2 separate regions of the Homo sapiens genome follow, and region 2 is linked to region 1. Evidence: chromatin contacts called from ENCODE Hi-C or POLR2A ChIA-PET data. All regions are on one chromosome and are shown on one strand. Each heading gives the region's core, a stretch centred on a gene start or an enhancer-like site at or near the end of the contact. The rest is flanking DNA. Distances are from core to core; before and after follow the strand shown. Region 1 holds the start of MLXIP (MLX interacting protein). Region 2 holds the start of SIRT4 (sirtuin 4).

Region 1 (5,430 bases), core at 1,431-3,930:
ACTACAGCCCAGACAACTGGTTTTGAGTCATTTGTCTGTCATCCATACCAAAGTTCTACACTGCCAACTAAACTCAGCACTGGACAAACCAGCCTCACACAGACAGACAAAGGGCATCTTCATGAGAAATGACTGGACAGATCCCATCCGAGGGCCTGTGGTGGTAGACCTTAGGTGGCCGACCTTAGGCAGCAGGAGACCTTAGGCACAGGGAAAAGCAGCGAAAGTGAGAGAGCCAAGAGAGCAAGATAAGCTTCTTGCACCAAACTGATGGTGCATTTTGCAATCAAGAAAGTTAACTGAGCAACGGCCAGCTGCCAAAATATTTTTGAGAGAAATGAAAAAAAAAATGCCATTACTAAAATTATTTGGTGTTGTTTAATAAGCCTTTAGGTTATCCAAACAAGAGTGCAAAGGGGAGACTGATTTAGTTTTCATTTAGCAGAGCTTACTTAGGTGAGACCTTTCCAGTCCATGCCCCCCGTGACTCATCCATTCTCTCCCTGTATATGTAGAAGTTTATATTAAAATAAAGAAGAGGATTAAGTTTTCTTAATAAGATACATTCCAGTCTTTCACCTCGAGCTTTGTTTGAAAAGGCTCTCTCGAGGCATAGCATATGCTGCGATCCAGTCGGGTTTGATTCCAATGGAACTGCTCAAAATCAGAGACTGGAGGGCGCACAGGGCTGCAGCCTCAACACCATTTGTTTTTTAAAAAGCAGAACATCTTTACAGGCTCAGTGCCAGCTCAAACTGGCAAGACCAGAGAATCAGCAGAGACTGACCAATGTGCCGGGTAAGGGGGATGGGAGGAGGAGCTACGGGAACAGATCATCAGGGAAACCTTCAAGAGAGGAAATAGGGGTGTTTCAGGAACATAACAAAGAACAAGTTGACTAATCGTTTATTCCAGGGACCGCGGCGGTGAGGGGGGTGCCATCCAGGGCTAAGTATCTAATATTTTAACTTCAGGTAAAAGCATAACATTTAAACCTGGATATGCTTGGGGCTCACAGCTCTCTTAAAAAGGTGAGGTGAGAGGGGGCAAGATATTCCTGCTCTTTTATTACGCTGTTTATGGAGTCTCCTAGGAAACTTCTCCCGCGATGCCTCCAGAGCAGACCTAAGACAGCCCCCGCTAGTCCAGTTCCTAATGCAATAAGCTTAACTCAGCAGAGATCCCATCATGAGCTTTCTGCAGGGCCAAGCTGCTCAAGGCCGCTGCTGCCAGTCCAAAGAAGTTCTGTTGCGCAGACAAAAAAGTTACCTGCAGCAAATACCTAATATTCATAGTGGGAAAGGGAGAGAGAGTGAAAAAGCGCTTTAATCTTTGAGGGCCAGGCATTTTCTGTGACTTGGAAAAGAGGAATCTCTGCCCAGAGCCGAATCCACATGTCAGAACGGTGTCTGGGATGTCTGCCCTCAACAATGACATCTCCCTCATATAATGTTTCAGGACCGGCCAGAAAACCCTCCAACTTGCCAGAAGGACAGACTGCACCTCCAACAGCTGTGGCACCAAAAGTCTTCTTAGGAGGCACCCAAAGCCCTCCCGAGATGGGGGCGGGCCTCCCGATGAGGTTGTAAGGGGGCCAGCCTCCAGGTGCAGGGACACCTAACTCTGGCCAAGCACTGGAATAAGCAATTTACCTATCTCACTCCATCCCCACAACAGCCCCTTGGAGGCAGACACTACAGTCATTCCCCTTTTATAAAGGAGGAAACAGGCTCCGAGGTGTTACACAACCATTAAACAGCAGAGCCAGCCTCCAGTCACCCCGAACAGGTGGTCCTGACCGCTGCTGGATATGGGGGAAACACACAAAGCGTTTGGAGGAAGGAGTCGATAGAGTCGGGTAACACAAGATGCAGCCAGTGTTTATACCTCTTCCTCGTCCAACATCGGTGGTCCCAGGACACTGGAGGGGAGGGCCTGGATGGGGAACGTGAACCCGAAAGGACCCCGGCACTGCTGGCAGGGGAAGAGGCCAGGACCCCGGCTCCTCTGGCAACGCGGGGAACCCCAGATCCATAAACCCTCCCGAAGGAGGAAGACCCAAAGGGAATGCATGAAGCCACGGGGTTGCCAGGCGGCCCTTCCCTCCACGCTTGTTTTGTCAAACAAGGGCCTCCGGCCGGGGCCTCAGGGGGTCGCGGGGGTCCCTACCTGTAGGCCAAAGTCATGCACTCGAAGAGCTTGGTGAGCGAGGCGTCGATGGACAGGTGGCAGGAGCTAGTCTTGCCGAAGCTGTAGGTCTGGCACGTCTGTTTGTTGACCGTGTCGAAATCGTAGCCCTTCTTGGGCGGGTGCTCTCGGTGCGGCGACGACACCATGAAGTGGCCGCTGTGGATGATCTGCTGGCGGCGCGGAGGTTCCTCGCGGCCCGGCCCGGCCCGAGGCGGCGGTGGCGCGGCGCTCGCGTGGGCCCGGGCCGGGGTGGCCGCGCCGGAGGCGGGCGGCGGGGACGGCTCATCCGTGTCCGAGTCGTCGTCGTCCTCGGACACCTGGGGCTTGAGCAGCACCTGGCGGCCCCGGCTGCGAGGCCGGCGCGGGGAGCACATGAAGACGTCGGCGGCCATGAGAAGGGCTCGGCCGGGGGCATCCCCCGGAGCCCGGGGCAACGCGACAAGCGCGCGAGGCAGAGGGGCGCCGGCCCGGCCCGGCCCGCGCGCCGACTGTCCGCGAGCGCGCGGCGCGGCGGGAGGGGGAGGGCTCCGGCCCCGGCGTGACGTCACCGAGGCGTCTGGGCCAATCGGCTGCCCGCGTCGGCCTCTTAAAGGCGCAGGGGAACCTTTCCTTAGCTAGGCGGACCAAAAAAAAAAAAAAAGGGGAAGCGGAGGCCACGCCTCCCGGCCGTGCCCCTCGCCACCTCCTCCTCTCCCGGCGTCCGTGGGTGCTGAGGGACACGGTGGCCGGGCGGAGCGGCTCGCCGGTGTCGCGACCTGGGAGAGGCGTCGGCAGAGTGGGGCCGTGCTAGTCCCGCCCCCGCCCCGCTCCGCGCCCCGGGAGTCGCCCTGTGGCTTCGCCGCAGGCCCGGCCGGCTCCACGTGGTGGGTGCGGGTGGGGCTCCTCGGCCTCCAGGCCCTGCTTTTTCCCTGCCGGGCGGTACCGAGTCCTCGCAGCTCACGCCTGAGTTTGCCGGACGTGGTGGCTATTGTCCTCATTATTCTCATCGTATTGATGGGAACACTGGGTGGCTGAATACCGACAGGATTTTTCTCAGACCTGGAGTCCACAGAGCTGGGAACTTGCTTCCCCTGCGCGTCCCCAGCTCGGCGCAGCTGTTGAGTGGCAGCGCCCCTGAGCCCAGCGACCTCCAGACCCCAGCTCTTTTAACTTCAACTCAGCATGCTGTTGTTATTTTTTTAAAGTTTGACGGACGAGCCAGCCCCCGAAACAATTCTAAAAGGGGAGTATCTGAGCCAGAGTTTTCTTCTCTGTCAAATGGTGAACAATTCCGTTTCCTCAGAAACTTGGGACAGTTTAAAAATGGCTATAGTGGGGCGCGGTGGCTCATGCCTGTAATCCTAGCACTTTTGGAGGCCGAGGCGGGTGGATCACTTGAGGCCAGAAGTTCAAGACCAGCCAGGCCAACACGGTGAAACCCTGTCTCTACTAAAAATAACAAAAATTAGCCGGTCGTAGTGGTGCACCCCTGTAATCCCAGCTACTCGGGAGGCTGAGGCAGGAGAATCGCTTGAATCCGGGAGGTGGAGGTTGCAGTGAGCCGAGATTGCGCCATTGCACTCTAGCCTGGGCGACAGAGCGAGGCCCTGTCTCAAAAAGAAAAATAAATACAAATAAAAATGGCTATAAGTTGCTTAGCAGGCAGGCTGGCACAAAATGAGCGCTAAATAAATGTGCCACAGGTTGGAGGATTTGGATCAACCAGACCAGAGGTGCCTAGAAATTGCCAATAGTCCACCACTATTTGACCTGCAGAAACGGCAACTTCGCGTGGCACAACCTAACTGACAGACACCTCTAGAAAGCTGTCAAGGTTTCCGGGGCTCAAAGCCAGTCTGGGGTGGGGGTGGCAGGGCATCAGAAGAGCCAGTGAGGCCCATGAGCCAGGAACACCCATCCTAATCCTAGCAGGGCGTCCAGAGTCCACAGCCACTCCTGCACTCTGCTTTGTTTTATTGTTGTTTTGTTTTTTGAGACAGAGTCTTGCTCTGTCACCCAAGGCTGTAGCGCAGTGGTGCAATCACCATGTTGGCCAGGCCGGTCTGGAACTCCTGACCTCAAGTGAGGCCTGCCTTGGACTCCCAAAGTGCTGGGATGACAGGCATGAGCCACCGCGCTGGCTCTGCACTCGGCTTTGAAGCTGGTTTCAGTTCCAGATTTGAGTGGGGGGTGAGTCCCCTGCCCCACCCTCTTCCTGACAAAGGCCTCCTGAAGGGAACAGAGGGCTCTCACCAAAATGGCTCCATTAACTTATTTCCAAATGTCTGTATGGAAAAATGGGCTGGATGACTGGCAGTTTTCAGGCATGAGTTCTAGATTTCCCTCTTCAACCTACTACTGTTCCCAATGCTGGTTACAAGTGTTTAAAAGTCCATCCTTTGAGTTGCCTTCCTTTCTCTCAAGACTTGTCTCCTTGGTCCTTGGTAAGTTTACATGCCCAGCCACTTTTTTTTTTTTTTTTTTTTGAGACAGGATCTGGCTCTTTCACCTGGACTGGAGTGGAGTGGTGCCATCATGGCTCACAGCACCCTCAACCTCCAGGGCTCAGGTGATCCTCCCACCTCAACTTCCCAAGTAGCAGGACCACAGGTGCACACCACCGTGCCCTGCTAATTTTTGTACTTTTTATAGAGATGGGGTCTCGCCATGCTGCCCAGCCTGGTCTCGTCTCGAGTTCCTGACCTCAAGTGATCCTCCTGCCTCAGCCTCCCAAGGTGCTAGAATTACAGGTGTGAGCCACCATGCCCTGCTTTTTTGTCTTTGTGTTTACCTATATTTTCTTTCTTTTTTTTTTTTTTTGAGACAGGGTCTCACTGTGTCACATTGGTGTGATCGTGGCTCACTGTAGCCTCAACCTCCCCTGCCCAAGCTATCCTCCCACCTCAGTCTCCCGAGTAGCTGTGACCACAGGTGGGCACCACCACACCCAGCTAATGTTTAATTTTTTTGTAGAGATGGAATTTCCCTATGTTGCCCAGGCTGGTCTCAAACTCCTGGGCTCAGGCAATCCTCCTGCCTCAACCTCCCAAAATGCTGGGATTACAGGCATGAGCCACCACACCTGGCCTGTATTTTCTAATTTCCAAAATAAACATGTATTACTTATATACACATTTTTAACTTAAAAAGTTAACATCAGTTTCCTGGGAGGAAATAAGCCTTAAAGCTGAGGTTGCAAAGTGGCAACCCATAGACCATATTCAGTGCAGAAACATGCCTTGTTTAATCCCACCGTCAATT
Region 2 (5,430 bases), core at 1,428-3,927, 1.8 Mb after region 1:
ATTTTTAGTAGAGACGGGGTTTCACCATGTTGACCAGATTGGTCTTGAACTCCTGACCTCAGGTAATCTGCCTGCCTTGGCCTCCCAAAGTGCTGGGATTACAGGCGTGAGCCACCACACCCGGCCTCAACTTTCTTTAAAAAAAAAAAAAAAAAAAAAAAATATATATATATATATATATATATATATATATAAAATTTACTTTACTTATATAGAGACAGAGTCTCACTGTGTTTGCCAGGTTGGTCCTGAACTGTTAGCCTCAAGCAATCTTCCTGCCTCAGCCTTCCAAAGTGCTAGGATTACAGGTATGAGCCACTGTGCACCATCCTCAACTTTTTTTTTTCTTTTTTTCTTTTTTTTTGCACTGTTGCCCAGGCTGGAGTGTAGTGGTGCAATCTCGGCTCACTGCAGCAACCTCTGCCTCCCAAGAGATTTTCCTGCCTCAGCCTCCCAAGCAGCTGGGATTACAGGCATGTGCCACCACGACTGGCTAATTTTTGTATTTTTAGTAGAAATGGGGTTTCACCATGTTGGCCAGGCTGGTCTCGAACTCCTGAGCTCATGTGATCTGCCCACCTCAGCCTCCCAAAATGCTGGGATTACAGGCGTGAGCCACTGCGCCCGGCCCCAGTCCTCAAGTTTCATTGAGACAATCCTCAGGCATGTCCTAGACAGTTGGAGGGTCCCTCACAGGACTGAACCCCAGTGCCCAAGGCAGTAACCCACTCATTAACACACACTTTCTTGGCTTTCCTCTCTTTCCTGTTTTACATCCTTGCTCCGTCAATGAATTTACTGGAATCAACTGCAAAATAAACAACTTGCTCTGAAATCCTTTTCTCAAGGTCTAAGACTGTGGTGATCAAGACAGCCAAGGTCCCTACTCTCCCAAAACAACACACGGGTTTGCGTTCAAACCGTGTACAGCTCCTGCACCTGTCCATGCATCCGTGGAGCTCTGTCAGGCGCCGACTCCCCGCCTTGGTGTGCAAAGCATCCACATTTTGGGTCACCAACCAGTACAGCTTTCCGAGTTTCTCCCAGGTGCTCAAAGCCCAGTGTGCAGGGTTAGGCTGGTGGGAGGAGAATTGAGGCCAGCCTACGAAGTTTCTCGCCCAGTACCGCTGGCGGATTGGGGCACTCCGGACAAAATCACCATGCTGGATGGGCCTGCGGTCAGTGCGGGCATAAAGCCCCACTTTTTCTGACCTGTAGTCTGGTATCCCCGATTCGGTGGAGATTCCTGCCCCAGTCATCACAAGGAGTCTCTTGGAAAGGGTGATGAAGCGCTGTAACTCTTTGACCTTCTCAGGGTCCAGAGGAGGACTTGCTGGCACAAATAACCCAATGGAGGCTTTCGAGCACGGCTGGCTGGGGTTTGCGATCCAACGGCCTTTTGCTGACCTGAAAGTCAACGCAAAGCTCATCTTCATTCTAGAGAAAAAGAAGCCTCATGTGAGAAACTGGGGTGGTTTTTTTTTTTTCTCATTTTTTGTTTGTTTGTTTTCGTTTTGTTTTTTGAGACAGAGTCTCCCTCTGTTGCCCAGGCTAGAGTACAGTGGCATGATCTTGGCTCACTGTAACCGCCGCCTCCCGGGTTCAAGTGATTCTCCTGCCTCAGCCTCCAGAATAGCTGGGACTACATGGCCACCATGCCCGGCTAATTATTGTATTTTTAGTAGAGGCAGGGTTTCACCATGTTGGCCAGGCTAGTCTCGAACTCCTGAGCTCTAGTGATCTGCCCGCCTCGGCCTCCCAACGTGCTGGAATTACAGGTGTGAGCCTCTGAGTCTGGCCCTAATGAGTCAGGTTTTGTTTGATTTTGTTCATGTAATTAAGCACACACACGCATTCCTTTTATTTTTTCATTTCCCCCTTATTTTAGTTTACCCTCCACTGCAAGCTCTGCTACTTGGACACATCAGAGAGACAAGACCCCTGCCCGTCAGCTTTTCTAGCTGTAACAATAGAGGGCCGGGTGCGGTGGCTCACGTCTGAAATCCCAGCACTTTGGGAGGCCGACGCAGGCAGATCACTTGAGATCAGGAGTTCGAGACATGCCTGGCCAACATGGTGAAACCCCGACTCTACTAAAAATACAAAAAAAATTAGCCGGGCATTGTGGCACGTGCCCGTAATCCCAGCTACTAGGGAGGCTGAGGCAGGAGAATTGCTTGAACCCGGGAGGCGGAGGTTGCAGTGAGCCGAGATCGCGCCGTTGCACTCCAGCCTGGGCGAAGAAGCAAGACTCCGTATCAAAAAAAAAAAAAAAAAGAAAAAGAAAAAACTTTGACATATTATTTGACACAATGCAATGCATAAATCCTCTAGTGACATGCACCCCGTATGTAAACATTATTTTATGTTTGGCTTTCCAGATCTGAGATCAGGACCCCGCTTTCTCCTTGACATTCCACAGCAAAACGTGAACAGCTGAACAAACACACAGTCCGGTTTCCCGAGACCAAAGGGTCAGGGGAAACCCCCGCTGAAAACGTGCATCAGTGGAACAACTACTCTCTTCCAGGTCCCACCGAGGGCAAAGAGGAGAAATAGAATCCCTCACAAGAAATCCACAACTTCTAGAAATCCGCAGCACACACAGAACACACTTACCTCTCACAGCTCTACGGACACTTCACACCCCACAGTGGGACCGTCTGATTGCATTTGCATTTTGGGACATGTAGTCCAGAAAGCTTAAATGATGCGAGAAAAACCACAAGTCCCACAATCCTCCGCGTCTCGCAATTGACAGCCCCAGATCATCCAGGAACGCCCCCTGTCGGCTCTTTCTGGTCAGAGGTTCCCCCGTTAATATAAAAGCTTTTAATCATGGATTTTTTTCTTTGTTTTCAATTTCTGTGGGCACTTAGTAGGTGTATATATTTATAGTGTACATAAGATTTTTTTTCTTTTTTCTTTTTTTTTTTTAAGACGGAGTTGTTGTTTTTTTTTTTTGAAAAAACTCCAGTCTGGAGTGCAGTGGCACGATCTCGGCTCACTGCAACCTCCCTCTCCCGGGTTCAACCGATTCTCCTGCCTCAGCCTCCCGAGTAGCTGGGATTATTTTTGTATTTTTAGTAGAGACGGGGGTTTCGCCATGTTGGCCAGGCTCGTCTTGAACTCCTAACCTCAGGTGATCCGCACGCCTTGACCTCCCAAAGTGCTGGGATTATAGGCGTGAGCCACTGCGCCCGGCCATCTTTTCTCTTATTTTTTGTCTTTTTTTCTTTTCTCTGTGCCTGTCTATGCTTTACCCACATGAGATGTTTTGATACAAACATGCAATGTGAAATGAGCACGTCATTAATCATGGATCTAGATTTGACTTTTTTTTAAAGTTTTTGTATTTTTAGTAGAGACAGAGTTTCACCATGTTGGCCAGGCTGGTCTCGAACTCCCGACCTCAGGTGATCCGCCAACCTCGGCCCCCCAAAATGCTGGGATTACAGGCCTGAGCCACTGTTCCCGGCCTAGATTTGACTCATTCTAAACATCAGAGTTTGTGATCCTTTTCATTCACAACGACAGTATCAAGTTATTTGCTATTGGTAAAATACCTTGAACTTGTGAAGAAATGTGTTTATACATATCTGAAAAAGTGATAGTTTGTTGTTGTTGTTGTTGTTGTTTGTTTGTTTGTTTTTGAGACGGAGTCTCGCTCTGTTGCCCAGGCTGGAGTGCAATGGTGCCATTTCGGCTCACTGCAACCTCCGCCTCCCGGGTTCAAGCAATTCTCCTGCCTCAGCCTCCTGAGTAGCAGGGATTATGGGCGCATGCCACTACGCCCGGTTAATTTTTTTATTTTTAGTAGAGACAAGGTTTCACCATGTTAGCCAGGATGGTCTTGATCTCCTGACCTCGTGATCTGCCCACCCTAGCCTCCCAAAGTACTGGGATTACAGGCGTAAGCCACTGTGCCCAGCCAAAAGTGATGTTTTTACAGTTAATATGAAGCCAAATATATTATACCTGGACTAATGTACTTAACCTGCTTGGCTTCTCCAATTTTATTTATCATATTTTTTTTATTAAGTTAATCAAACAAGGCCTGCGTCTCACTCCCAGGGATTCTGATCTACAAATTTCCTAATTGTTCCTAATGTGTAGACAACCAGAACTGCCGCTCTGCAGCATCACCTAAATCAATAAATGTATAAGTGTCTTTGGACATAAAGGTGGGCGGCCAGCAGGGACCTTGAAGACCACCTAAGGACTCCCTTCCCCCATTTTAAGATGAATTGGGCTGAGTGCAGTGGTTCCCACCTGTAATACCAACACTTTGGGAGGCCAAGGCAGGAGGATCACTTGAGCCCAAAAGTTCAAGACCAGCTTGGGCAACATAGTGAGACCCACTCACTACAAAAAATAAACAAAATTAGCGGGGTGTGGTGGTGTGTGCCTGTAGTCCCAGCTACTCAAGAGGCTCAGGTGGGAGGATCACTTTGAGCCCAGGAGATCGAGGCTGCAGTGAGCCATAATTGTGCGACTGCACTTCAGCCTGGGTGACAAAGTGAGATCCCATCTCTTCAAAAAATAATAATAATAAATAAAGATGAACTGAAGTGCAGAGAAGTAATGTGGAAGCTTGAGAAAGAGTTTTTAGGTTTTTGGTTCTATCATTGTATCTTTGGAGGTAATATTGGCAAAATGACCATTTAGTAGTTTGCCCATTTCTGCTTTTTTTTTTTCTTTTTTTTGAGACAGGGTCTCGTTCTGTCACCCAGGCTGGAGTGCAGTTGTGACATCACAGCTCACTGCAGTTTCTACTTCCCAGGCCCAAGGGATCCTCCAACCTCATCCTCTCGAGTAGCTGAGATCACAGGCATCCACCACCACGCCCAGCTAAATTTTGTTATTTTTTATTTTTGTCGAGACACGGTCTCACTATGTTGCTCAGGCTGGTCTCAAACTCCTGAACTCAAGGAAAGCTCTTGCTTTGGCCTCCCAAAGTGCTGGGATTACAGGTGTGAGCCACCATGCCGGGCCTGCTTATTTCGACTTGGCAGCATCGTTTCATGAAGCCCCTGACTCTGTGACAACATACAGCTCTCCAGAAAGATGCTTTGAAGACAAAACAGAATAGAGCACACAGCCCTCCATGTCTCTTCCAAGTCACTATATTCATTAAAAGATAAATGACTCTGGTCATTGCCTTTTCCTGCACAAGATAATGTCTGATGGGGTTAGTGATGATACCTCTGTAATCCATAACCAGATATACTCTTGCACCCAAACTTTGATATGATTGTGCTTTAATGTAACTTTGAAGCAAGTTTAATGTGATTTTGCAGGCGCCGTACACTCACCACTTGTATATGAGTGGCTGAAATTCTGTGTTGGACCAGTCTGATGGAACTGCTCCCACACTATAGCCCTCGGTCTGTAATCCTCAGTAAGACTTGTAAGTAAAACTAACTTTAA

The links. Hi-C counts contacts between places; a loop is a spot of excess contacts on that map. ChIA-PET counts read pairs that join two places held with the same protein, here RNA polymerase II (POLR2A). Pooled maps may share reads with other maps.
Region 2: a map of CD4-positive, alpha-beta T cell shows a loop between it and region 1 (5-fold over the local background). The contact joins the promoter of SIRT4 here to the promoter of MLXIP in region 1. A Hi-C loop is called at or near these places in 1 of 168 maps with a recorded cell type or tissue (CD4-positive, alpha-beta T cell), 1 of 37 single-sample maps with no recorded cell type and 7 of 50 pooled maps. POLR2A ChIA-PET finds 5 or more read pairs at or near these places in 4 of 52 experiments (B cell, HEK293 and activated CD4-positive, alpha-beta T cell).

The regions. Positions count from the first base shown.
Region 1 is chr12:122,076,006-122,081,435 of GRCh38, reverse strand. MLXIP (MLX interacting protein) reads right to left here and starts at 2,680. Exons shown (of 17, transcript NM_014938.6): 1 at 2,170-2,680. The coding sequence starts at 2,582. RefSeq lists enhancers at 61-110, 181-230, 2,098-2,337, 4,405-4,454 and silencers at 2,398-2,847, 2,858-3,137.
Region 2 is chr12:120,299,568-120,304,997 of GRCh38, reverse strand. It overlaps SIRT4 (sirtuin 4), which reads right to left and starts at 2,677. Exons shown (of 4, transcript NM_012240.3): 1 at 2,620-2,677; 2 at 940-1,437. The coding sequence starts at 1,436.